2 separate regions of the Homo sapiens genome follow, and region 2 is linked to region 1. A link is an interaction called in ENCODE POLR2A ChIA-PET data of the cell type or tissue named here. Cell type or tissue: A673. All regions are shown on one strand. Each heading gives the region's core, and the rest is flanking DNA. Links, peaks and the distances in the headings are about the cores only. Region 1 overlaps FNDC3B (fibronectin type III domain containing 3B). Region 2 overlaps FNDC3B (fibronectin type III domain containing 3B).

Region 1 (12,904 bases), core at 3,325-11,324:
AAAAGGCCTAGAAATTTTGACGTAGCACATTTGAGGATGATAGCAGGAAGAATTTAGAAATTGTCAGCTAACACCTGTTTTCTAGAATCTGCAAGCACAGACCTACGTGACACCAGTACCACCACTACCACCCAGCATATTACTCTAGAAGGAAGCACAGAAATTATCAGGTTTCTTCTCTTTTACTTTGTATCATGAACAATTAAGTAACTTGCCCAGGGCCATACAGACTGAATCCCATATCTCCACTGAGCCATTTGGTTTTGATGGGGATGGACTGAAGAGAAGAACTTTAAAAAATACTATTGGAAAGCTGAAATGGACCAGTGACCAGCCTCTGGATTCCTGTGATTTGTATCAGTTACCGTTTTGAATATCATGCATATGCTATGGTCACAGATCTCTTAATGTATCACGAGGACAGTTGGAAAACAATTCAGTTGAGATTAATTGGGTACATGTATTTTCTGGTTGTGGCTTTTCTGCCTTGTTTGTAGTTTACACACCAATCCATGAAATTATTTCCTTCCTTTTTCTTTTTCTTCCATGTTAGGTATCTGTCTGGTTCCTCCCTTCTTTTTCAAAGAGAGGATCAGCTTTCTGCCCCAGATCCTTCTTTCTCCTTATCTGTTCTCCACTTGATTTTAGTAACATTTCTGTGCAGACAGCCTAACAGACCTGACCTCAGATCTGTGGCCAGAAAATTTTTACTCAAATACTTTGACAGTGTTTTACTCATCTAAAAGTGAATGTGATCCCTAGACAAGTATGAGGCCAAAGGTGCGTCTCATTGGACCTCAGGCCATGTGAGCATACGCACATGGGAACATGGGGATTCTTTTACAGTTTAAGTCATGGGGAAGACAAGTCATAAACCACAGTGGTTTCTCAAAGGCAGTGATAGAGATAAGGTGATGAAGAAACTCCTATCTTCTCAGTATTCACAGTTTTGTCTGAGTAGGGATGTCTGGAAAAGGGAGGAGTATAATCCTAAAGTTTTGCCTTGAAGGGATTTATGAGTTGCTCATATTTATATATCATGCATATCATTTGTTTGTGCTCATACTCTTGCTTAACCAGTGATAGTACTATATGCAAAACTCCCCATTTTGATGTAGTCTTGTTTTTAGTGATTACCTGGTAATTTTGCCTTCTCCCCATTCTTACCTATCCTAATACGGCCTCGGTTTTTTAGCCTTTCCAGATTAGCAAACCCCAAAGGCTTAGTAGTTGTTTTGAGGAGCTAACTTTAAAATGTATCTGTTCTTGTTGCTTTTTCAGCTCAGGATAAACAGCAGTGAATCAGTTAGGAGACCTTTCTGGTAGCCTGTTACCCCAAATGTAGACCCTTGATTTTGATTTGTCTCAGGCCCCCTTAGTAGTAGATGAAGGGTTGGTTTTTGAAAGTGAAATTGTAGCTTGTTTAGTAAAAATTGCTTGTTTCTGTGGAGGCAATGTGCCAAAATTAGAAGCATCTATGGTGCCGCGCCATAAAGCAGTCTGGTGCCTCTCAAACAATAACTTTGTCAGTTCATTTTTATGGCTGAGAAAATAGCAGTCTAGGTGACCAACTTTCCCACAATTGCTTGGGGGTGTTTACTGACTGCCCTTGATCAGACGCCAAACACTTCAGAGGTAAGAGAGCCTAACCTATTTGTAGTTGTTGTTTACCCTCAGCCCTTAGCCTGCCCTTTGTTTTTCACTTACAAACAAAAGAGTAAAATCAACAGGCTGGTCTGTAAGAACTCTCATTTACTTTCCGGACCCCTTCTGTGTGGTTTAGGTAAGGCAGAGACTGGAACTATATACATCAAACTAATCATCTCACAGCCCATTATTAGGTCCCAGCTGCCGGACAACTTAGAGGATTTTTATTAACAATCAAGACACTTTTGTAAAGTTAAGTTAATTTTTGGAGATTGCTGGTCCCTTCCAGCCTGACACTGAAGTGATGATGAGTGAGTGAGCAGCCTTCTAGATTGGCAAGAAAGTGGCATCAGGTAGATAAGCTATGACTCTGTTTTATGGAATATTTGGTTCATTTTTTTTTCCATTGAGCAGCCTTCTAGATTGGCAAGAAAGTGGCATCAGGTAGATAAACTATGACTCTGTGTTTATGGAATATTTGGTTCATTTTTTTTTCCATTTCCATAATCACTTTTGATTTTCCTTAGTAGTTCTAGTCCATACATCCTGGACATTTCTCTCTTGCCTTTGGATTTTAAGTGCATGAGTTAAAAGAACTAAGCTAGTAAACCACGTTAGGATGTTGTCAATAAAATGCCCTTACAGTGTTGTCAAAGACTTTGCTTTATGGCAGGCACTCTTGCAGGGGCAATGGAAGAGCCAACCCTGAGAGTAGTTAAAAGGGATCTTCTGTGGTTTGCTTTGTAAGCCTCACTAAAGCAACAATAATTGAAATCCCTGAAATATATTGAGTAATGATATGTTGGTAAAGCAATACATGATTATTACTTGTCATACAGCTTTCAGGTTGGTGATGTTTTTCATGTTCTTTCATTTGTAACAGATGAATAATGTAAAACAGAGCTTGTGAGGAGTACAATGACATTTTGTTGTCTGGTTAATAATTTCAGCACTATTTGCAAAATTGCCCTGCCAGAGCATGACCTAGGAATTGTAAAGTGGAACACAAATAAAATAGGAAATGTGTATTTGCCCATGAGTTCTTCATGGACTTGTTATAAAAACACTTGTTTGCTGTCCTGTCTTTTGCTCACTTCTCTGTCCCCACTGGGAGAAGAGGGCCTTGTGGCCAGGCAAATGGGATGGAAGTGGGGGTACATGGAGGAAGAGTAGACAAGGTTTTATTCATCTCTGTTCCCTTTCATAACTCTTCCTAAGAGCAGAGAAAGCTGGTGAGAGAATGACAGGCAACCCTGTTAAAAGACTCGGAGGCTGGGCGTGGTGGCTCACGCCTGTTATCCCAGCACTTTGGAAGGCCGAGGTGAGTGGATCACCTGAGGTCAAGAGTTCGAGACCAGCCTGACCAACATGGTGAAACCCTGTCTCTACTAAAAATACAAAAATTAGCTTGGCATGGTGGCAGACACCTGTAATCCCAGCTACTCGGGAGGCTGAGGCAGGAGAATTACTTAAACCCAGGAGGCAGAGGTTGCAGTGAGCCGAGATTGCGCCACTGCAGTCCAGCCTGGACTCGGGGCCAGTGCAGCAAATAAATTCTGCCCCGTTCCTGCTGAGACCTCCCTTAGTTGCTCTACTTGCATCGACTTTTAATGAGCAATCTTTCTGATTCTTTTCTCTACAAAATGAGTAAACTTTAACATCTTAGTCTGCATTTTACCTCGGGGCATTTAAAATTTAAATAGCCTTGTTCTGATAAGCAGAATAGGGGGTAATTTTTTACCCTCAACAAGTTTGTCTAGAGGATACCACTAGGAGTCATGCTCACCTGTTCCTATTCACCTCTCCTGGGAACTCCGTCTTGAGTTTGTTATTAGCTGAAATGCTAATAGATCCTCTTCACGCTGTGTGAGAAAGTCCGAGGGCGTCTCGGATGCCCTTCATGTGCCAAAGAGAGAAAATGCTGGGATGGTTTGCTTTTAAAGGTTTTGAAATGAAGCACTCGATGCTCTGGTGATGCCTTTGTTTTAATTTTGCTGTTGATATTTGCAGGGACTTTACTTGTTAAATATCAGAAGCCTTTTCTCAGTATTATTGAGTTGCATTTGTATAATTCTTTAGGGCTTTAATGTTTACGGGGTCCTGGTTTAAGTATAAATAAGCCTATCTTTGGATTACCTGCCATTCCAAACCTGACATTAAAGATCAAAACAAAGAAAGATGGGATCTTAGTATTCATTTAAATAAGTTTAACTGGCTGGGCACAGTAACTCGCACCTGTAATCTCTGCCCTTTGGGAGGCTGAGGTGGGAGGATCGCTTGAGGCCAGGAGTTGAAGGCCAGCCTGAGCAACATTGTGAGACCACATCTCTACAAAAAAATACAAAAACCAGCTGCACATGTAGTGGCTTGCCTGTAGTCCCAGCTACTCAGCTACTCAGGCTGTGGTGAGAGGATCGCTTGACCCCAGGAGGTTGAGGCTGCGTTGAGCTGTGATCATGCCATTGCACTGCAGCCTGGATGGCAGAGCGAGACCCTGTCTCAAAATAAATAAATAAGTTTAAATGATAAGGTAATCCTGAATGTTGTTTATTTGTAGCCTAAGTAAATTATGTTTCAAACTGGGGCAAGGTGATAAAGTTTAACTTGAAGAGCAGAGTCCTGAGACCCTGGGAGATTCAGCTTCACCGTCACTCTGGATGTATGGAACCCACTGTTTTTTGTTTTTCCAAAGATAATTTCTTGGACCTTTTCTCAGAGGTCTTCTACCTAACTCTTCAATTATTTCTGTTGCTAGATCAGACTTTCACCAAATGCTCATGCTGCTTGAGTTGTCTGGGCTATATGCCTGACTCCATGCTGAGATACACAGAAACCTCAGGCCAAAAGCTGGGTCTCCCCGTCCCCCACATGGTTCTGTGCACCTGTGCATTACTCATTCCGCATGCCATTCTCTCCATAATTAAGAACAGAAATGCTTGTTCTCTTCAATGTCATTGTGTCCTTGGCATCCTGCACAAGGTCTGGCAGTTACGTTGGGTTCAACAAAAGTTTGTTGAACTGAACAAAGCAACAACCAAGGGTTCTAAAAACTGGAGTTGAAGGTTATATTACAAGCCTGTCTCCTGGTACCTGATGTCTTTGACAGTCTTAAAGCTTGCATTTCTGTAGCCCTGAATTTAAATCAAGTTCTTTTTGAAACCATGTTAGGTCATCATGCCTGCTGTGAATGGATTCACCAACTTTCTGTACCATTCATTGCTAGTCACTGAATTTTGAATATTCTTCCCCCACCCACTCTAAGGATAATTGTTATTGTCCAGCTCCAGAGTTCCTTGCCTCTAATGAAACAATTGCTGCTGCTTTATGCAGTAGTTTGTTGTTTATGTATGTGTTATAAAATCTTCTGTGTGACTTTCAATTCCTTACATCTTGCACAATGAATGTTGATTGAATTTAATAAAACATAAGCTAACAAAAGAATAGCATTATGTATTTACACAATAAGTGTATAGGGTTTTTTTTTTAAAACCATTTAAGCCTAAAAACAACTTGATAAAGTAGCTAATTGGGTAGATACCTCAACTTCAATGAAATTGAGGAAAATTGGGATTTAAGAAGCTTGTCTTATGTGAGAATTAAACCCCGGTCTTTCTATTCCTGATGCCCTTAAAACAGCTAAGTAACAAAACAAGTTCAAAGAGGAATGTTTGAAAGAAAAGACTTGAATTTCAAATTGGCAAGACAGAATTGTTCACTAACGCTGGCCTTGTGATTTGAAATGGCCAGGTGAGAAGATGGTGGCTACCCTTATTTAACAATTCTATCAGCAACTCAGTTTTGGTTCTTGGTAGTGATATACGTTAAGATTTTAGCAGGAAAATTTAGTCATTGAGCAATTTGTTCTTTTGGTCACTTGCTCCTTTTAAAGACAATGACTGGGCCAGACTAGAAATTCTTGAAATAAAGCCAATGCCAGAGAAACGGAGAAGATCGACTTTCAGGAAAAAAAAAAAAAAAAAAAAAAAAAGGGCTGGTCCTTTGATTTAGAGCTGTCTGAGGACATCCCGAAAGCTGGCACACCTAACTTTCCAAGATTTCCTAGAAATTGGGGAAGCAGGACAGGTAATTTTGGGAGACACAGAGGACTAGGGTTGGGGGGAGTAGACAACTATGACAAAGCAGCCACCCTTACCTTGTTATTTTTATTTTCTTATTTTTTAATAACCATAATTAGGTTATCGTGAAGATACTACATTTTCAAGAGGAGGATATTCTTGCCAAGCTATAAGATGGAAAGATACTTTAGGAGAAAGAATGTGAAGAGTAAAAAAACTCACTTGCTCATCTAAGAAACTGTGTAACTCATTTGGCCTCTGTGGTGAATGATAACACTGTGTGAACCTCTTTGTTCACATGGTATTTTTCTTCTACTGGGGCAGTGTGAAAGTTGTTAAGATATTATTCATCGAGGCACAGTGCTAGGTACTTTATATGCATTACATCTTCCAGTCCTGCAACAACCCTTGAAATTAGCAGCTGTCATCCCTTTTGGTAGGCCAGTAAAGTGTTGATCAGAGAGTTTTAAGTAATTTGCCCCAAGGTCATGCTAGAATGTGATGGAGTCCAGGTGCAAACTCAAGCCTCTTTAGCGCCTTCCTGCCCTGTTTCCTCTCTGGCTGGATGCCTTTGGGAAGAAGTAGTCACAGGTTGGAGAGACCAGTATGCCTTCCATCATTTTACCTGAGCCAGAGGAAGTGCCATCAGTACCTAGCTTCTGTGTGAAAATAACACCTTGAAAGAAGACGAGTTTGCCAGCAGCAGTTTAAGGAACAAGAGATCTTGCTTTCAAAGGAAAGTGAAATTAGAAAAACAAGAAGAACAGAGTTCTTGTCCCTGTTGTTCCATCTCTTGCCTGCTCTTTCCTGGGCTGGTCAGCTTGCTTCTGGGCCTCAGTCTGTTTATTTGTAAAGCTGTGAGACTTCTACTATATCCTAAGGGCCTTTGACCTCCTCAGTTCTGCAATTACTAACGTTTCCACAAGATAGTAATCTTTTTAAATCTTGTAAAATTTAGACAGTGCCTGAAATGCCTTCTTGTGTTTATTTGTTTATATGTCTGTATCCCCATGCAGTTGCTTGTGGATAGACAATGCACCTCTTGGCCTTTGCATAGCACAGTGTCTAGAAATAGTGTCCTTACAAATATGAATGTATGTGGAATGAAAATGTGCTCTCAGAGATTTATATGCAGTTGCTGTTTTGTAGCTTGTTAGTAACCCCAGTTTTACTACCTTATCTTTCTTTGGTTATTTGCATAATTTTTCAATTCTTTTTTTGTTAAGGTGAAATGCATAAAACATAAAATTAACTCATTAAGTAAATACACCTATTCACAATGTTATGCAACCACTACCTCTGTTTCCAAAACGTTTTTCATCACCCCAAAAAGCTGTACCCATTGAGCGGATGCTCCTCAGTCCTGCAAACCTTCCACCCACCCTCCTGCCTCAGCCTTTGGCAACCACCAATCTGAGTTCTGTTTCTGTAGATTTATTTATTCTGAATATTTCGTGTAAGTGGAATCACACAATATGGGTGATCTTTTGGGTCTGATCCTAATGCTTTCAAGCTTTATCAGCATTGTAGCTTGTATTAGTGCTTCATTCCTTTTTATGGTGGAGTAGTATTCTATGGTTTGTACACATTTTATCCATCCTTCTCCTGATGGACATTTCAGCTCTTTCTATCTTTTGAGTATTGTGAACATGAACACATGTACAGGCTGCTGTGAACATGCCTGTAGATGTGTTTGTTTATGTGTTTGCAATTCTCTTGGATATATTACTTTCAATGGCAAAAAACACAGTTACTTTTGCACCAACCTAATACAAGTAAAAGTGGAATTGGTGGGTCATAAGGTAATTTTACATTTAACTTTGAGGAAGTGGTACAGTTTTCCACAGTTTCTGTTTACTTCCTACCAGCAGTGTACAAGTTTCCAATTTCTCCACAACTTTGTCAACACTTGTTATTTTCTGTGTGTGTGTGTGTGTGTCTTTTAATAGCCATCCTAGTGTGTGTGAAGTGGTATCTCATCATGGTTTTGATTTGTATTTTCCTCATGACTGATGATGTTGAGCATCTTCTTATGTGTGTGCATGTGTTTGTGTGTTGGCTATTTACATATTATCTTTGGAGAAATGTCTATTCAATTCCTTTAGCCATTTTTAAGTAGGGTTGTTTGTCTTTTTGTTGAGTTGTGAGAGTTCTTCATATATTCTGGATACAAGTCCCTTATCAAATATGATTTGTAAATATTTTTCCCATTCTATAGGATGTGTTTTCATTTTCCTAGTTATGTCTTTTGATGCACAAAAGTTTCTAATTTTGATGAAGTTCATTTTATCTGTCTTTTGTTGCTTGTACTTTTGGTGTCTATAGATCTGTTGCCAAATGCAGTGTCATGAAGATTTACTTCTGTTTTCTTCTAAGAGTTTTATTTTTTTTAAGCTTCTATAAGTAGGTCTATGATCCATTTTGAGTTGATTTTTGTATATGATATGAGATAGGGGTCCAAGTTCATTCTTTTTGTCTATTTGGAGTCCCTGGAATTTTGATAGGATTACATTGACTCTAGATCACTTTGAGTATTATTGCTAGCTTAATAATAAATCTTCCATGGCTGGGTGTGGTGGCTCATGCCTGTAATCCCAGTACTTTGGAGGCCGAGGAATATCACTTGAGCCCCAGGAGTTTGAGATCAGCCTGGGCAATATAGTGAGACTCTGGCTCTATTAAAAAAAAATAAATAAATCTTCTTTTTCATGCTACTATTTAGCAGTGTTTTGTAGTTTCAGTATATAGACCATTCACTCCATTGATTAAATTTATCACCAGGTATTTTATTCTTTTGGATGCTGTTATGATTGGAATTGTTTTCTTAATTTTCTGATTGTTCATTCCTGGTGTGTAGAAACACAATTGGCTTTTTTTGTGCAGATATTATACCTTGCAGGTTTACTGAATTAGTGTGCTAGCTCTAGTAATTTTTTTTGTGGGATCTTTGAGATTTTCTATACGTTGGGATATGTCATATGTGAGTAGATAAGTTTTACTTCTTCCAATTTGGATGCCTTTCTTTTTCTTGCCTAATTGTTCTGGCTAGAACTTCCAGTACAATGTTGAATCTCAGTGATGAAAGTGGACATCCTTGTCTAGTTCCTGATGTTGGTGGAAAGTCTGGTTCTTATAGTCTTCTGTCTCATGAAGTCAGAGCTTATCAAAGCATGGTCCCTAGACAGCAGCATCCATACCACCTGGGACCTTGTTAGAAATACTCATTCTTGGAGGTTCCCTCTGAACTTTCTGATTCTGACACTGTGCGAAGTGGGGCCTAGCAATTTGTATTTTAAGAAACGCTCTAGATGATGTGGATGCACACTGAAGTTGAAGAACCACTGCAGCAGAGTTCGAATTTCTTTAAAGTTAGCATCTGTGCTTTATTTTCTTTGTCTTCCTTTTAGTTCCCTTGTGGGATTAATCAGTGTTGAATAATTTAAAAAAAAAAAAGAATGTCAAGGCTAACCAAAGTGCCTACATTATCTCTTAGCTTGTGTAAGAGTCTTGAGTCACCATGAATGATTGCAGATTCATCATTAGACATTTATGAGATTCATCAGAAGACCTCACATTTTGTATGCAGTCTTAGACCCATTGCAAACAGCTTAAATGTACTTGTATTTAGACCATTTGTTCTGATAATTACTTTCACCATTATTATCTGTTTACCTACTAGCTGTGGCCTTATGGCTACTTCTGCCAGCAAGAATTTCTGTTCCTCAGCTATTTAAAAAGACTGAAGGGTCACTTTTATAGGATAAATTAGATTTTATCACATCATTATTTCATCTTTGCCTTATTTTCATCTTGCTATGTTGTGATGTCAACTCCTTTACATCCTTTTTGAGCAAGATGATATTTAAATCAATTAGGAAAAAATGTGATCTATTGCAGCTAATGGCTATTGTTGAAAAATAGCCGTTTAGACACACAAGTACCAGTTTATAGACAAGCACAATAATTCTATGAATTCATTATCAGATTATAGACAAGCACATGAATACTCAGATGATAAAAATACCATTTAAAAGTGCCTGAAATTATAGTATAATTGATTAGTTTATAGCTGATCTTTTTCTAAGACTTGTTTAAATGATGATTTGTACCCTGGATTCCCAGTTTCCACCATTTCAGACTTCCAAACTTTATTTGTAATTCACCTAATCAGTCTGGTTCTGTCTGCTCCCAGAATGGGTGAATGTTGTGAAGATAGCATCTGAGATGTGTGAGCTCTAGGTCAGCAGTTCCCAACCTTTTTGGCACCAGGGACCGTTTTTGTGGAAGACAATTTTTCCACGGATTGGGGGTGAGGGGGGCTGTTTCAGAATGAAACTGTTCCACCTCAGATCATCAGGCATTAGTTAGATTCTCATAAGGAGCACACAGCCTAGATCCCTCTTCACGATAGGGTTCGCTGCTGATTAGGAATCTAATGCCGCTGCCGATCTGACAGGAGGCAGAGCTCAGGCAGTAATGCTCGCTTGCCCACTGTTCATCTCCTGCTGTGCAGCCCATTTCCTAACTGGCCACAAACCAATAGTGGTCCGTGGCCTGGGGATTGGGCGCCCCTGCTCTTGGGGATCCCTGGTAGCAGGGAAGAAACAGAGGATGAGGCAGAATGATCTTGCAGCCTTGGTGGAGGCTCAGGAGCTCTCCAAGAGCTTGTGTGGTCCTAAGAATACAATGTTGCTGGTCTTTCCTTTTGTCTCTTTGATGTGTGAATACTGTCATACAATCATTGCATTAATTACCATTGATTGAATAATAAAGCGGCTCTCCAACCTTTCTGGTTCAAGGTTTAAGTAAATGAAAATTCAATTCATTAACAATTGCTAGCAGACTTTTAGGAACTTTACGAAGAGAAATTAGTGTTTTAATTAGGGAAAGATTACAATAATATTGGGCATTCTCAAACACAGTTCAGCAGAGATAGTAAACTCACAGATTGGGAAATAAATGTTTAGGAAGACAATAACTTCTTTTCGTACCACTATGGTGAATGAGATTTTATTTTGCTAGCTTTTAAACTCCAAATTGCCTATAGATGCAATGGTTTATTTCAGAAAGGAGAGGAACTTGGGGTTCTAAGGCAAGGTGGAGTTTTGGAAACTATTAGTGCATATTTTTAAATGTCCTTTGAAATAGTTTTGATGACAGTGACAAAAGGGGGAACAAGCATGTTAAAGTCATTTGGCTACTCTTGAAATCAAGACTGTGAAGAAAACCTTTTCTAGCTGTAAATCACATGCTTGTCCTACATTCTTTAAAGCATTTTACACAAATGACTTTAACAGTTTTAGGGGTCATGCCTGGGGTTAAGAGACTATTTGCATGGTATACGTTTTGGTGATTAAAAAGCAATACTTTATTGAGATGGTAGCACCTCTGTTCACACTCTGTACTGTGAAACATTTTATTTTTACCTAATGAGGAAGGATTGTTCCCTAAGTCAATGTTGTACCAAGTGTATACTTGTTGATTTTATGTTGCATGGGTGTGGAATATTAAAAAGCTTTACTACTTGTAATAGTAACAAAAAAAAATTTAAAAAGCAACCAAAACTATCTATAAAATTATAAAAAGCATTGTAAAGAATAATGATAACTAGTAACATTTTGATGAGTGATTATTGTGCCATGCACTGCTCTAAGCGCTTTTGCGTGTAATGAATTTCATCTTTAAACCTGACCATATGAAGTAAGAATTGTTATTCTCACTTATGACTATTAGGAAGTAAGGTTCAGAAAGGCTAAGTGAATTGTTCAAGGTCACGCAACCAGTGTGAATAGTGAGCTGGGGAATAAAACCAGGCAGATCACACTCTTAACATCTGCTCCATTGAGCTGTGTACATCAGCCCTTGAATTTCACAGATACTGCTCAGGATGGGGCAGACATCATTGTTTATGATTTATTTTTAATGAGTCAATTCAAATACAAATATTAAGTAAATACACAACTCTCTCGTTGGCTGTGTCAAAAATGCTGAGGCTGACAAGAAAAATGGATTTGGAAACCAAAGCCTTCAGCGATTGGTGGATGTATTCGTTTAAATTATACTTAAGAATTAAATGGGGTCATGCAATGATCGATTTTTATGCCATTCTCTTCTTTTGCTTTAAATTATTGCCAATGTGTTAGCATGTGAGAGACTGCTGTGTTTACTTTTTACAGTTACAGAGATGACCAGATAGTTGAGTGATTTGGTATATTATCCATGAATTTGGATTGAACGGTTGGCATTTGGAATGTTAGATAAATAGTATACAAATTTTCTTCCCTGCTCCTGTTTTTTTTCCTATTTCACAGACTTGTTCATATGCTCACCAGTGTCCCTGTCCCTTTCCCCCTGCTGAGTCCTCTCCTGTGAAGTGGTCATAACGCTGGTTGTACTGTGAAGTGAAGGATGCATTGTGTGCACGTTTAAATGCAGCACTGGATGGCAGGATCTGCCTTTTACCAAATAAAGTGTTGTATTTCTCTTGGTTTTTGTTCCAGCTGAGCAATTTTCATTGCCGACAGCACAACATACATTAGGATAAAGCAAATAAACAATGCAAGGCACTTGGAGCCAGGAAGTCGCATCTCAGACTAGAAACACATAGTTTTCTATTGACATTTGGGAGGTGGGCTGCTAAATAGGCGAGCCAGCCACCAAATAGAAAACCAGTGGCCATGAGGTTCTTGCACTTCTAGGGAAGCCATTTATTTAATCGTTAGATCTTTGAAAGGTGTCTGAAGTTGATTTTGATGTAACAACAGCCAGTTTCTTTGTAATTAAATATTAACTCAAAACTATGTCTTGGGTAACTGTTAACCTTTGCCATTTGTTGTTTGCCTTAGACATGTAATTAACATTCATTGAATTTAATTTGTTGTTGTTCACGTCTTTTATTAACTCATACACAATTACTTGTCTTCTGTTTTTAAAAACTTTTTTGGGAAGACAGGGTCTTGCTCTGTGCGCAGGCTGGAGTATGGTGGCTTGATCTTGACTCACTGCAGCCTCGACCTCCTGGGCTCAAGCCATCCTCCCACCTGAGCCTTCCAAGTAGCTAGGACCACAGGCGCGCACCACCATGCCTAGCTAATTTTTTATTTTTTGTAGAGATGGGATCTCGCTATGTTGCCCAGGCTGGTCTCAAACTCCTGGGCTCAAGTGAGCCACAGTGCTGAGCC
Region 2 (12,904 bases), core at 2,322-10,321, 130 kb before region 1:
TTTACATTTTACAGGATAAAACCTTAAGATTAATTCCATACATACATTTCAAAATAAGGCATCGACTTGATAGAAAAGTTTTCTTTTTCCTTAGATCGATAATATGCTGAATACACTTTTGGATGCAGAAAATAAAATTCTGAGCAGTATTATAAATTAGAAGATTGAATGGCTCTGTTGGTAAGGTTAGTAACAGGTGACAGATTTGGTATTCATACCTGTTTGTCACTCGTCATACCTTTTGGCAGTTATTCTTCAGAGCAGTTAGATTAGTGCATTAAGCATTTGGTTTTAAGAAATGTGCTTCAAAGTGAAAGGTAGTTAATGCTTACCTAATTGACTAAAAAGAGCTTTTATTTCTTTTAAGGAAAATAATTTCCTCTTGTTTTATATTATCTGGGCACAATGGCTGAGTGAAATTAATTGTTAACTTGAAGCACATTTATTTTCTATGGATGTGAATATTCCCAGAGTACATTTGACACTTTGATAATACTTAATTATGGATTAGGTTCACAATTCTGTGTGATATGTTGAGATGCAAGTCAGGGGAGCCTATTACATTTATAAAAGTTCAGTAAAAAGAAACTCATCATTAAGGTGGCAGGAAATAAGGATATAGTTTTGGCATTTGAATTCTTTTGTGTATATGAATTATTTTCCTCATCAGTCTCATTCATTAATGTGGAGGTCTGACCAATATATGTTTTCATAAACATTTTTTCCTGTCCCCAAATAATGTGAATAAACTTAGCTTTATTCCTGCCTGACCCAGTCATTTACTTTCTATGGACAAATAGTATTCCTTGTTATTTGCAAGGCTGATGTAACGACACAGCTGCTGGATGCTTGGCATTTCTGCTTCTGGTGAAATGCTCTTTGTGCAGATTTATCTGATCCAGATGTGTGACCAGCAAGCTACATTTCTAATTATAAGGACAGCCAAATTCCATTATAAGCACATCATGGGATTATAGGGCCGGGAGTCATCCTGAGAGGACATCTAGTTCATTCTCCAGCCGTTCAGCAGGACCACACTTTGTAACCTACTCCAGCACTGAACGAAGCAGCAAAGAATGTTCCACCCATGTATAGGCTGAACGTGGAATCACTGGAATTGTAACTGGAAAAAGAGACAAGTCCCTCTGGTCTGGCCCTCTTGCTTTGTGGGTAAACAGATTCAGGCCCAGAGAAGTTTGACTTAATGTGGATTTTTATGACTCTTTGCCTAAAACTTACTCTTCTTTTCTCTGAAGTGGTCTGTGCTGAGGGAGTGAAAGGGTAGAAGACTGGATTGGAAATGCCAGTTTCACATCCAGATGTAGCTCTCTACTCATTTAGAAGTAAGAGGTACTGAATTAGTGACAGCTAGATTCCATTGAAGTTTATTAAGTATTTCTGAAACCCAGTATGAAGTACGATATTTCATGTCTGTATATATGTTTGTGTGCCTTAGTGATAAAGTACAAAGGAAACTAGGCATGCTGTTAGGGTTAGAATGTTTGCAAGTGTGGTGTGTAAGCTTACCAAGAACAACATCTCAGAATAAATAAGTGATTATTTAACTTGATTTGATGTTGTTGAGTCTGGGTTTTGATTGTACCCTACTTCAAGTGATAGTTAGCCTGCCACAGTTTCATGGATGCTGGGAGAAGACAAGGGGTTCCTGTACCACAGAAAAAGGACTGTATTACTCCTGACATACCAAATAGTGTAAACTCTTATGCTTAGGGCTTACTGGCATGCCTATGTTGGTTCGTCCTTGCCTCCATGTCCCACAGGGGTGATAAGGATGGAGCGTGCAGATGGAGCTGCACACACTTTGGGTTTGCGTTGCTGCTGAGGAACACTGAACTCGGAGAATCTGCTGCTTTTATAGCATGCAGTAAATGAACTTGCTCTTTGTTCCAAGGGGGAAGATACTACCTCATCTGTCTGTTCACATTGCTCACTGCAAACATAACTTTGAGAAATGGCCTTGATACAAAATGGCAGGATATGTAGAAGCATGAGAGACCTATGGAGGGGTGTCTCAAAACCATCATGTCCTATAATTGGGACAATCAAATAAAACACTTCACTAGCAACTTCACAGAGAATACAAGACATCAGGTAGTTGTTAGGAAGCAAATTCATAATGAAAATGGTAAGTGCTGGATAATTAGAGTGAAGATGGGTAGAAAATATAAAGAACTTGATTTCTTCTGTATATTGACGTCTTCTTACGATTTCAAGATGTGGTCAGATTATAATAAAAAAATACTAAAAGAAATCAGGAATTATAAATCTTGTTTCTACACTGTTAAATCTATTAATCTTTTTGTGAAATGAAAGTATAGTAGCCAGGTGGACCCAGGCATAGGTTTAGCTCTGTTTCTTAACTGCATTGTGACCTTAGTTTATTTTTCTTTTTAATTGTGAAAGTTATTTATATTCTTAGTAAAGGAAATTTTTTTTTTCAGACAATAGAGAGGTATAAAAAAGTAAAAGCCTCTCCTAGAGTTCATGGAGGTTGCCACAGTTCTGTGGCCTTTGGATCAGTCAACATCAGAATGGAAGGGAAACGTTAATGATTTTAGTGGCTACTTGTTACTTCTGAAGGATCAAAGGGCTTGGGACGTTTACAAAGTATTCTGGGCTGGGTGCCGTGGCTCACGTCTTTAATCCCAGTAGCTTGGGAGGCCAAGGTGGGAGGATTGCTTGAGGCCAGGAGTTTGAGACCAGGCTGGACAATGTTGCAAAACCCTGTCTCTACAAAAAAATAAAAAAAATTAGCTGGGCGTGGTGGTGCACGCTTGTAGGCCCAGCTATTCGGGAGGCAGAGGTCGGGGGATCACCTGAACCTGGGAGGTCAAGGCTGTGGTGAGCTGAGATGGTGCCACTGCACTCCAACCTGGTGACAGAGTGAGACCTTGTCTCAAAAAAAAAATATGTATATGTATACACACACACACATACACACACACACACGTATATTCTGAATCTCTGGAAAGATTTATGAGGCAGTATTATGCTTCTACCACTAAAATAGTGTTATTATTTTCACTTTTGTTCACTCAAATATTTAGCTAATGGTTGTCTTCAACGTAAGTTGGGGCTACATAGATCAGGCAACAGTATCTTTATTTTATGGATAACGAAACTGAGACATTCAAGGTTAATTTGTCCAGTTACATGGTTTGGCCGTATTCGGCTTCTTATCTCCTTAGAAAAGATTTTGGCCCCAAATAAAACTTTCATAAAGTAGGAGACTATGTAGTTAGTGCACCTGATTTCAATTACTCTGTTCTGTTTTTTAAAATAGTATGTATCATTTTCTTGCATACTACATAATTTACTTATTATGTTCATTGTTTCTTTCCCCTTACGAGAATGTAAACTTAATGAGAACAAGAATTTTTGCCTTTCTTTTTTTGTCTTGGGCACTGGTGAAGTTTCAATTTCTGGAACAGCATATTAATGCATAGTGGGTTCTCCAGCTCCATAGTAAATTTGGTGATGAAATGAATCAACATGTGGTAAATACGTGGTGCTACAAGGTGATGAGATCATCTCCTTGATCTTAGATTATGTTTTCAGCTTTGAGCAAGTGGTGGGACATCTTGGGATGATACTGCTTACCTCATTTGATTTGATCAATGAGATTGAATTTGTAAAGCTGGGCTTCAGGATATGGCCTACAGATTTTTTTGCGTTTGGTTTTGTAGAGTGTTTTAAAAACTTTGCAAGCAACATTTAAGAACTAAGGGATTTCACGTAAAATAAGATTTCTAGCTTTTTTGGTTTGTTTGTTTTGTTTTTTTCTTTAGAAACTGAAAGATCTGACAACATGGCCTGCATTCCTATATGGTTAGTGAAGGTCTTGAACTAAATAGCAGCTCACTGTTAAGAAAGGGCATTTGCTCTCTAGTTTACCACAGTCCCCCTGACTCTCTGTTAACTCTTGATACCGAAGCTGAGTTGTCAGTTGCTTTTTCCCATCTTTTACATTCTTTAATTTTTAAATATGAAGAAATATTCAGCCATGTTTTTTGAAAGGAAATAAAGGAAAGGTCAACCACTTCACTCATCGACATTGCCTCCATGGCCCTTGTTAGGCAATTGAAACTTGGAGCCCCTTGATGTGTTTATCTAAGACCTCTGCTTCTTTGAGGTCTAGACTTTTTATGATTATGGTTATGATTGCTGATGGTATGCAGAAGAGAAGAGATAGCAATTCAAAGGAATTAACCTCAGTGCTTTGACTGTGGAAGTGGTAGCATGGAATGTGAGTCTGGGGAAAAGTGCTTCCTTTGTTGAACTATTAATGCATAATGGATTCGGATGTTAAAAGTGCATGGCCACATTGCTTGTTTCTCAGATACAGTATTAGAAGGGCTCTATAGGTGTATACATAGTCTCTATTCTAGAGAGCTTTTATTTTTCTGTTTGTAAAGGTGGCAAAAATTGCAAAAGATTTAAAAAATATTACTTGTAAAAAGTGATATTTCATCCAGGAGAAATGAATGCTTGAGATTTGTTGTCTAAGACCTAAACAATTAAGCTCTGGGCCAGGCATGGTGGTTCACACCTGTATTCCCAGCACTTTAGGAGACTGAGGTAGGAGGATCACTTGAGGCCAGAAGTTTGAGACTGGCCTGGGCAACATAAAGAGATGACGTGTCTACAATAAATTAAAAATTAGCTGGGTATGGTGGCACACACCTGTAGTCCCAGCTACTTGGGAGGCTAAGGTAGGAGGTTTGCTTGAGCTCAGGAGGTAGAGGCTGTAGTGAGCCATGATCCTGCCACTGCACTTCAGCCTGGATGACAGAGCAAGACCTGATCTTTAAAAAAAAAAAAGCTCTGCTTCCCTTTTAATATAAAGAACAAATGGCATATGCTTCCAAGGGTACATTGGAAAATTGGCAATTTCAAGCCATGTTTAATGTGGAAATGTGACTTGTGTTTTGTTATTATATGGATAAATTAGATTGTACAATTAGTCCTTTAGACTCATGAATTGCCTATTTGATTATGTGACTCTTTATGTAAAAATTGGCCTAAGTTCTTATTTAAAGGAACTATGTAAGTGAAATGCTAATAACATTTCTTATTTTCATATAATCTTTATAAAATTGGGATTTCACATAATCTCATTAGGAGAATTGAAAAGAATTAAGTTGTTAGATCAGAGTTATCCAAAAGGCATTCTCTAGTGAACATTAGATCTTAAAAAGTTTGTGTGTTCAAAAACGTTCGGCCTTGGGGAGATTCTCAGTGTATATTAAAAGTTCTTTGAAGTGTAGTGTTAAAGAACTTCTAGCTCTTCAACTCAGAGTTTCTCAAGCTTGATGGAAGTTTTCTACAGAAGATGTATTAGCATGTAGCAGAGTATTTTTCCTGTGTCACATACCTTAGAAATTTTCACCTGGATAGATTTATTAAAGAACAGACACCACAGGTGGTGAGTTCCTGGCTTCACATGGTTTCTTGCTTTTCCTCACTTTTACCAGAGTTTATAGTTCCATTTCTTCCAAGCCACTCCCGGAGATGGAAGGAAGTGGCATGCTCAAAACAGTGTAGAATCCAAACGGAATGAGAAGGATAATTTTGAGTCATCTTTCTTTTGTTTAGAAAATAAATATACCTTTTTTGAAAAGAATTGATTTCCTATTTTTAGGTAATGTACTTCTAGTTAAGGCGCATAACTTACCTTGCCTATATTATAAACTATCAGCTTGACCGAAGCCATCTTTTTCTTCTGCTGTTGGTCTTTTAGAGACTTGCTGTTATTCACATAGATAATACTTGTTTTCTCTGTGAGCCGTACTACTTGCCAGGTTTGGGACTTCTCACATAGAGGCTGATGTAATAGGGAAAGACAGTGGGATAATTAACATTTTGGAATTTGATAAGTAAGAATGAGTGCATATGTGTGTGGGCGTTAAAAGAGCTTATAACTTGGTTAGATTTCCTTTGTAAACTTAGGTGGAAAATATGCTTAGAAATTTGAAGTGATTTGAGAAGCAAGAGACCTTATCCTGCCATTAATCAGTGGTGTGACCTCTGAAAAATAAGGGATGGAATAGATAATCTCAGAGGTGCTGCTGATTAAAAAAAATTTTTTTTTCAAATTTCATTGCAAATTTTAAATCCTGATGTTGCATTTTTAAAACTTGTATAGGTTGTAACATGCTGGAAATGAAATCAAACCCTCACTGGGGAAAAATTAATGCTGATGTACAAATATGATTTGGAATCTTTGGTATTTGCCAGGGGCTATAAGAATTCAATGCTTCTCCATTTGTGATCTTTCTGTAGCACGTGAAGGCTGATTGAGAATTTGAGAGCCCTAGCTCTAGATCTCCAAATAATTGGAGATCTCTAAATAGTTAGAAATATGCAAGAGAAGATAGTCCACATTAGCAAGAGATGAGAATGTAGTATATACCACTTTGGTTCATGTATCTTGAAGCTTTTATCATTCGTCACCTCAGCCATTCGTTTTTTTCAGAGTAAGTCATATGCTTAGAACCAGGAAATTGCCTGCCACATCTTGTTCCTGGAAAAGCTGACAGCCTAAAAATGCTTATCATTCAAGGTGTGACCTAAATGAGTGTTGTACAGCTATTGTAATTTTTCTATAAAGTTATGTGGCTAAACAAGGTACTTTCTAGGGAAAATTTCTTCCAAGTAGGCCTTTATTTACAACTTGAATCCTAAATTAGCAAAACCGCTGTACTGGTACCACAGAAGTTCATATTAGAAGGGAATTTGCAGGTAGTCTAGTCCAACCTTTTTATGTTGCAAATAAATGTAGACTGAGAAACCTAACTCCTGCAGCTAGCATACATAACAGAACTGAAACCCAAATCTCCAGATGGCCACCACGGTCATCTTTCCTCAGTATCATGTGGGTTTCAGTCAGTGTCTCTCGTGCTAGAATGAATCCCATGTAAAGTATGTTTTAAATTAAATGTAATGCCCATACATCAAATCACACAAGTCTGTACCTTCGTAATTATATTTTGAAATGCAATTGATTTGCTGAATATAAATGTTTGAAATGTTTTGTACATAGCTATTACATTTCTTTAAACTGTATTTTATAAGATGTATATTTCAATGACAATACTTATCCTACAAAAGAGAATGGTTTCATAAATTGATTTAAAAGTAGGTGCCAGTGTTACACTTATAAATAAAAAGATAAATTTTACATAGTGAAATCTAAAAAAGAAATGCAATTGATCATTTAAAAACCACATTTTAAATAAATTCTACAAAAGGTAGCCATTATGATTTTATGATTACTTGTGTTGACAGTATTCTCCTGTGGAATGTGTGATGCTTAAAATGATTAGCTTGTACAAAAGCTATAACAATAGTAATATTTTTACTCATTTATTCAACTGTAAGATTTTAAAATTTACAGACAATAGCCAAATAATATTCAGGGTTCTGTTTTAAGTGATAAATTAGCTTTCTACGGGACAAAAAAGGCATTGACAAGAGCACTGACTTGTCATGGTATTGAATTTCACAGAATTAGTTTTGGATAAATGGGATTTTCAATGTCCTGTGAGCTCTCAAAATTCATAGTGAGCAACTAATACCCATAGGACAAAGTAAAATTTAGTTCACAAATTATTAATTATTTAATTTGCAAAGTAAAAGTAAAAATTAGTTCAGCACAAATTATTATTACTTTACTAATTCTTGTTTCCAAATTAAATATTTGAATCAAGAGTGTAGGAAAACATCTTTTAAAATGTGTGTTATAGGGGTACAGTATAAAACTAGGGGCAGGATATTTTACCATAGGATTTTCTTAAACCCTAGAAAAAAACAGTAAGAATTCATTAGGGATGAGGAAATTTCCTTAGTGAATGTTGGAAACAGGATGCAATGTGGCACAGCTGTCCGCAGAGGTTTGGAGGATTTCCCTGGGAAGATCAGTACTGAGTCATCAGTTGATCGAAGGTAGGGGACGGCACAACACATACCATGCACAAATCGAATGTAGGGTGTATTAAGCCCTCAGCAGTATGAAGATTTTAAATTATTGGGTGGGTACAAAAGTAATTATGATTTTTGCCATTAATATAATTTCAGTCATAGCACTATCTTAATATCTCTGACAGAAGACTCTTGGAACATTAAAAAAATCAAGATTCTAATAAGGCTGTCTTGTGAAGATCAAGGCATGGAGGTTTGAAAATCTCAGTGTCGATTCATTATCTAAAAATCTCTTGAATAGCTCAATTACAAAGTCAGCCATAAGTGGAAAACTATGTATCTAGGGTCTGCACCGTGCCGGCTGCATAAGATACCGAGTAAATGTTTGAACAACTGAGGGAATGAATTCCCAGGTCGGCCATCTCAACTTTTTACAACGTTAATGACAAATATGATTTCGACATATATAATTCATTTGTATCAGTGTTTTGGGTGTGATATCTGTCAGTTGTGATGGCTGTTATATGAGTTGAACAGTTGTGTTTAATCCTGATATGTAAATTGTTAGATACTGCTTTAAAATTTTTAAAATTAGTCTATTCCGAATTTCCAGATATTAATATTATCTCTGAAATGTTGAGTGAATTAGAAGTGGAAGCCAGAGACTTTGTCTTTTTCTCTACAACTCGTCCAACTTCAAACGTGCCTCCTTTTTTCTGCTACTGTTGTTACTGAGAAAACTTGAGCAGGCAGGTCCTTGGTGCTTTTTTCTAACCAGTGGATGGCAAATATGTGATGCACATCTCCTAGCTCCTTAATCCCATGACCTTGACAGCCATCTCTAATTATCACTGAGCGGGGGCAGTGAATCTTTCTCAACTCTGCACTCTAGGCAGGTACCAAAGTCAATTGGAGTGGGCATGTGAGAGGAAACCTAGGGCTGTGACCAAAAATAAACAAACAAACAAACAAACAAACAAACAGGGAGCTGGAGAAGGACTTGTGCTTAGGAACACAGAAATAGTTCTTGGTGAGAACAGAATAATCCAAGTTTCCTGCTTCTCCAGAGCAGTATTCTTAATCACTTTCCTTGCTCATGGAGTGGGATAGGGTTGTGAAAATGAACTGAAATGGCACCCTTTCAGTTTTTTCCTGTTACTTAGGATCCAGCTCACAAAACTAAATTATTCTTTACCTTGTGTGATCCGGGTACTGAAGATAATACAGATTGAGTATCTGCAATTTGAAAATCCAAAATGCTCCAAAATCTGAAACTTTTTGAGTGCCAACAGGATGCCACAGTGGAAAATTCCACACCCAACCTTGTGTGACTGGTTGCAGCCAAAACTTTGTTTCATGTATAATATTATTTAAAATATTGTATAAAATTATCTTCAGGTTATGTGTATAAGGGTGTATGTGAAACAGAAATTTCATGTTTAGACTTGGGTCCCATCCCCAAGATACCTGTATATGATACTTTGTATTATGTATATGCAGATATTCCAAAATCTGAAAATTCAGATCTGAAATCTGAAACACCTAGGGTCCCAAGCATTTCAGGTGAGGAATACTGAACCTATATAACTACTTTTCATCCCAGTAATTTCTTCATTGCCTATGAAGAGTTTAGGAAATAAGTAAAACAAGGACGGGCTTGGGGAAGTGGAGGGAAGGAGTAGAATATAATAAAACTCTTCTGAAGTATTTGGGAAAATATTTTTTAAGTAACTGTTATAGATACAAGTATGTCTTATCTGTTAAGTACAGAGGATTTCCACCTGTCAGTGCTGTTGAAAGTTTTAGCTGCCTTTAAATTTCTTGTTGCAAATGCTTCTTTTCATACATTTAGATGGGCCTTTTTTCTTCAATTAAGTTGAATTACCAAGGTTTTGCTCTATCTATGTAATTTTAAAATGTGAATAGAGGCAGTACATATGGAAGAAAAGGTAGATATTTTCCCTTAATTTGCAGATGTATGAAAAAATATGATTAGAAATTACAGAAGTCAGAATTTTAAAAATAGATTTAGAGATGAGCATTGTAGTATCAAGCACTTTGTAGTTTCCTAGTGTTCTGAAAAGTGTGTGTGCGTTTGTGTATGTGTGTATGCATGCATGCATGTTTGTGTATATTTGCTTTGGAGCATCTTAATTTTAGCTTTAGGAAGTAACTTTGTCACTGCAGTTGCTAAACATATAAGAATACGTATTCATATCTGTTAAATATGGTGCAAAAATTATCTTCAAAAGTTGGCTTTTATTTGTAGGAAATACCTCTTAACACACATTTTCATGTGGAATTTGTATTTAGTCATCTTGACAAGAGTAGTCACTAAAGAGAAATGGTCAAAATTGTGTAGCTTCTAGTAATATTACTCACAGTGCCCTGACTTTACTGGGGTGTGTGTGTGTGTGTGTGTGTGTGTGTGTGTGTGTTAGGGAGGTGAGGGGGTAGGGGAGTGCTGTAACAGATGGCTTTAGATTGCCTCAAATAGGGTTGTAAATTTGACTATAAGATGAGTCAGTTTTCTGTGTTCATTTCATGACCATGCATGGCACCTCTAACCTTAAGTTTCTCTCAAATGCTGTCATAAAGCCATCATTACTGATAGAAAAAACAATGCACATTTCAAGTGTTTATGATAGTGGTTGATAATATCATCTTGGAGTAGAAGAACAGCAAACCTCCTATGTCAAACAGAGCAGCACAGAATGACAGGTCTCTCCATGCAAAAGCTCTGTATGGACTCCTCAGCAAACCTGGAGATCCAGGAAGAGATTCAAGCTAAACGATTGACTTTTTGGCTATCAGTTAAGGAGTTCATCAAATGCCTGAGCCCCTGTCATATGCTGGACTCTACCTTGTGTTAGGTATACATTTTCTGAGCCTTAACAAAAAGATTCTTCCTTAATTTATTTAGCTTCCCCACACATTATTAAGTGGGGGAGAAAATTGCTCAATACACATTATTATGTGGATGTAAAACGTGGACTGAATGGAGGAAAGGCTGTTTGCCTGGAGTCTTTTTTGAGTATCTCTCAGAGAGGCTCATAATTTCAGGTATGGGAGAAAGTCTAGTCATTACCCAGTCCATCACCCTCCTTTCATGCATGAGGATAGGAAGACCCTAAGGATTCTCTGTAGAGGTTACTGTGAACCGTAGTAATTTTGATGTAGCTTTAAGTAGCACGACCTGGACAGAACTGTGGGTGTCCTGGAAAAGAGGAGGAGAGAATAGCAAGAGCAAAAGCTCAGCAGCGGTCTCTTGCTCCCCAGTATCAGGACACTGTTCACATGGGAGGGTTGTGTAGGGCAGAGTAGGAAATACATTAGATTTTTTTGTTTTGTTTATACAGTGTCTCACTCTGTTGCCCAGGCCGGAGCGCAGTGGCATGATAATGGCTCACTGCAACCTCTGCCTCCTGGGCTCAAGTGATTCTCCCACCTCAGTCTCCTGAGTAGCTGAGATTGTGAGCTGAGACTACAGGTGTGCACCACCACACCTGGCTACTTTTTTATTTTTTGTAGAGATGGCATCTTTCTATGTTGTCCAGGCTGGTCTTGAACTACTGGGCTCAAGCGATCCTCCCACCTTGGCCTCCCAAAGTGCTGGGATTACAGGCATGAGCCACTGCACCTGGCCAGAATCTTTTTTTAGAGACAGGATTGTCGCTCTGTTGCTCAGGGTGAAGTGCAGGGGCATAATCATAGCTTACTACCCCTTAAACTCCTGGGTCCTTGACCTCCTGATCCTCCCACCTCAGTATCCCCACCCCACCCAGCTAATTTTTTTTTTTTTTTTGAGACGGAGTCTTGCTCTGTCACCCAGGCTGGAGTGCAGTGGCACTATCTTGGCTCACTGCAAGCTCCGCCTCCCGGGTTCACGCCATTCTCCTGCCTCAGCCTCCCGAGTAGCTGGGACTACAGGCGCCCGCCACCGCACCCGGCTAATTTTTTGTATTTTTAGTAGAGAAGGGGTTTCATCGTGTTAGCCAGGATGGTCTCGATCTCCTGACCTCGTGATCCGCCCGCCTTGGCCTCCCAAAATGCTGGGATTACAGGCGTGAGTCACCGCGCCCGGCCCCATCTAATTTTTAAATATTTTAGAGAGTGGGTCTCTTACTGTGTCGCCCAGGGTGGTCTCGAACTCCTGGCCTCAGGCTGTCCTCCCTCTTCAACCTCCCAAAGTGCTGGGATTACTGGTGTGAGTCACTGCACCTGGAAGGAAATACACTGGTATAGCCTTTAAGGTTCAGAAAAAGATCAAAGGCAGTGCTAACTTTAGTGTACTAAGGAATCTTCTGGAGAATTTCGTGAGAATACACACTGCCTGCTCTTTCTGTTCAAAGGGAGGATATCTAGGCCTCCCTTCAGAGATTCTGGTTTAGTAGATCTAAGTGAGAACTGAGGACTCTGGATTTTTAAACAGCTGTATTGAGATATATTTCACATGTCATACAGCTCATGCATTTAAGGTGTAAAATTTAATATTTTTAGCATATTCATGTCGTTATGCAACCACCACCACTAGCAAATTCTAGAACATCGGCATTGTGTAACCACCACCACTAGCAAATTCTAGAACATCGGCATTGTGTAACCACCACCACTAGCAAATTCTAGAACATCGGCATTGTGTAACCACCACCACTAGCAAATTCTAGAACATCGGCATTGTGTAACCACCACCACTAGCAAATTCTAGAACATCGGCATTGTGTAACCACCACCACTAGCAAATTCTAGAACATCGGCATTGTGTAACCACCACCACTAGCAAATTCTAGAACATTTTTGTCCCTTCTAAAAGAAACCTCATAGCCGTTGGCAGTTGCTTCCCACCGTCAACCCCAGCCCCAAGCAACCACCAGTCTACTTTCTGTCTACATTTGCCTATTCTGGACATTTCATATAAAGGGAATCGTACATTATGTGGCCTTCTCTAACTGGCCTTTTCTAC

Evidence for each region. Peaks named below come from ENCODE experiments on the same cell type or tissue, not always from the same donor. Only the 100,000 strongest peaks of a DNase experiment are listed, where the experiment ranks them.
Region 2: POLR2A ChIA-PET joins it to region 1 with 10 read pairs; 3 of 35 experiments call an interaction of 5 or more read pairs at or near these places.

What each region holds. Positions count from the first base shown.
Region 1 is chr3:172,212,525-172,225,428 of GRCh38, forward strand. The region is part of intron 3 of FNDC3B (fibronectin type III domain containing 3B); the gene reads left to right. It also overlaps the pseudogene RPS27AP8. Among named protein-coding and RNA genes, the nearest start is that of FNDC3B, 180 kb to the left of the region's middle. RefSeq lists enhancers at 698-757, 768-827, 10,249-10,752 and a silencer at 11,295-11,589. In A673, for the core only: no CTCF peak of the experiment used is centred there; a DNase peak (open chromatin) is centred at 9,227.
Region 2 is chr3:172,081,531-172,094,434 of GRCh38, forward strand. The region is part of intron 1 of FNDC3B (fibronectin type III domain containing 3B); the gene reads left to right. Among named protein-coding and RNA genes, the nearest start is that of FNDC3B, 48 kb to the left of the region's middle. In A673, for the core only: no CTCF peak of the experiment used is centred there; a DNase peak (open chromatin) is centred at 5,861; H3K4me3 peaks cover 574 bases; H3K27ac peaks cover 1,689 bases.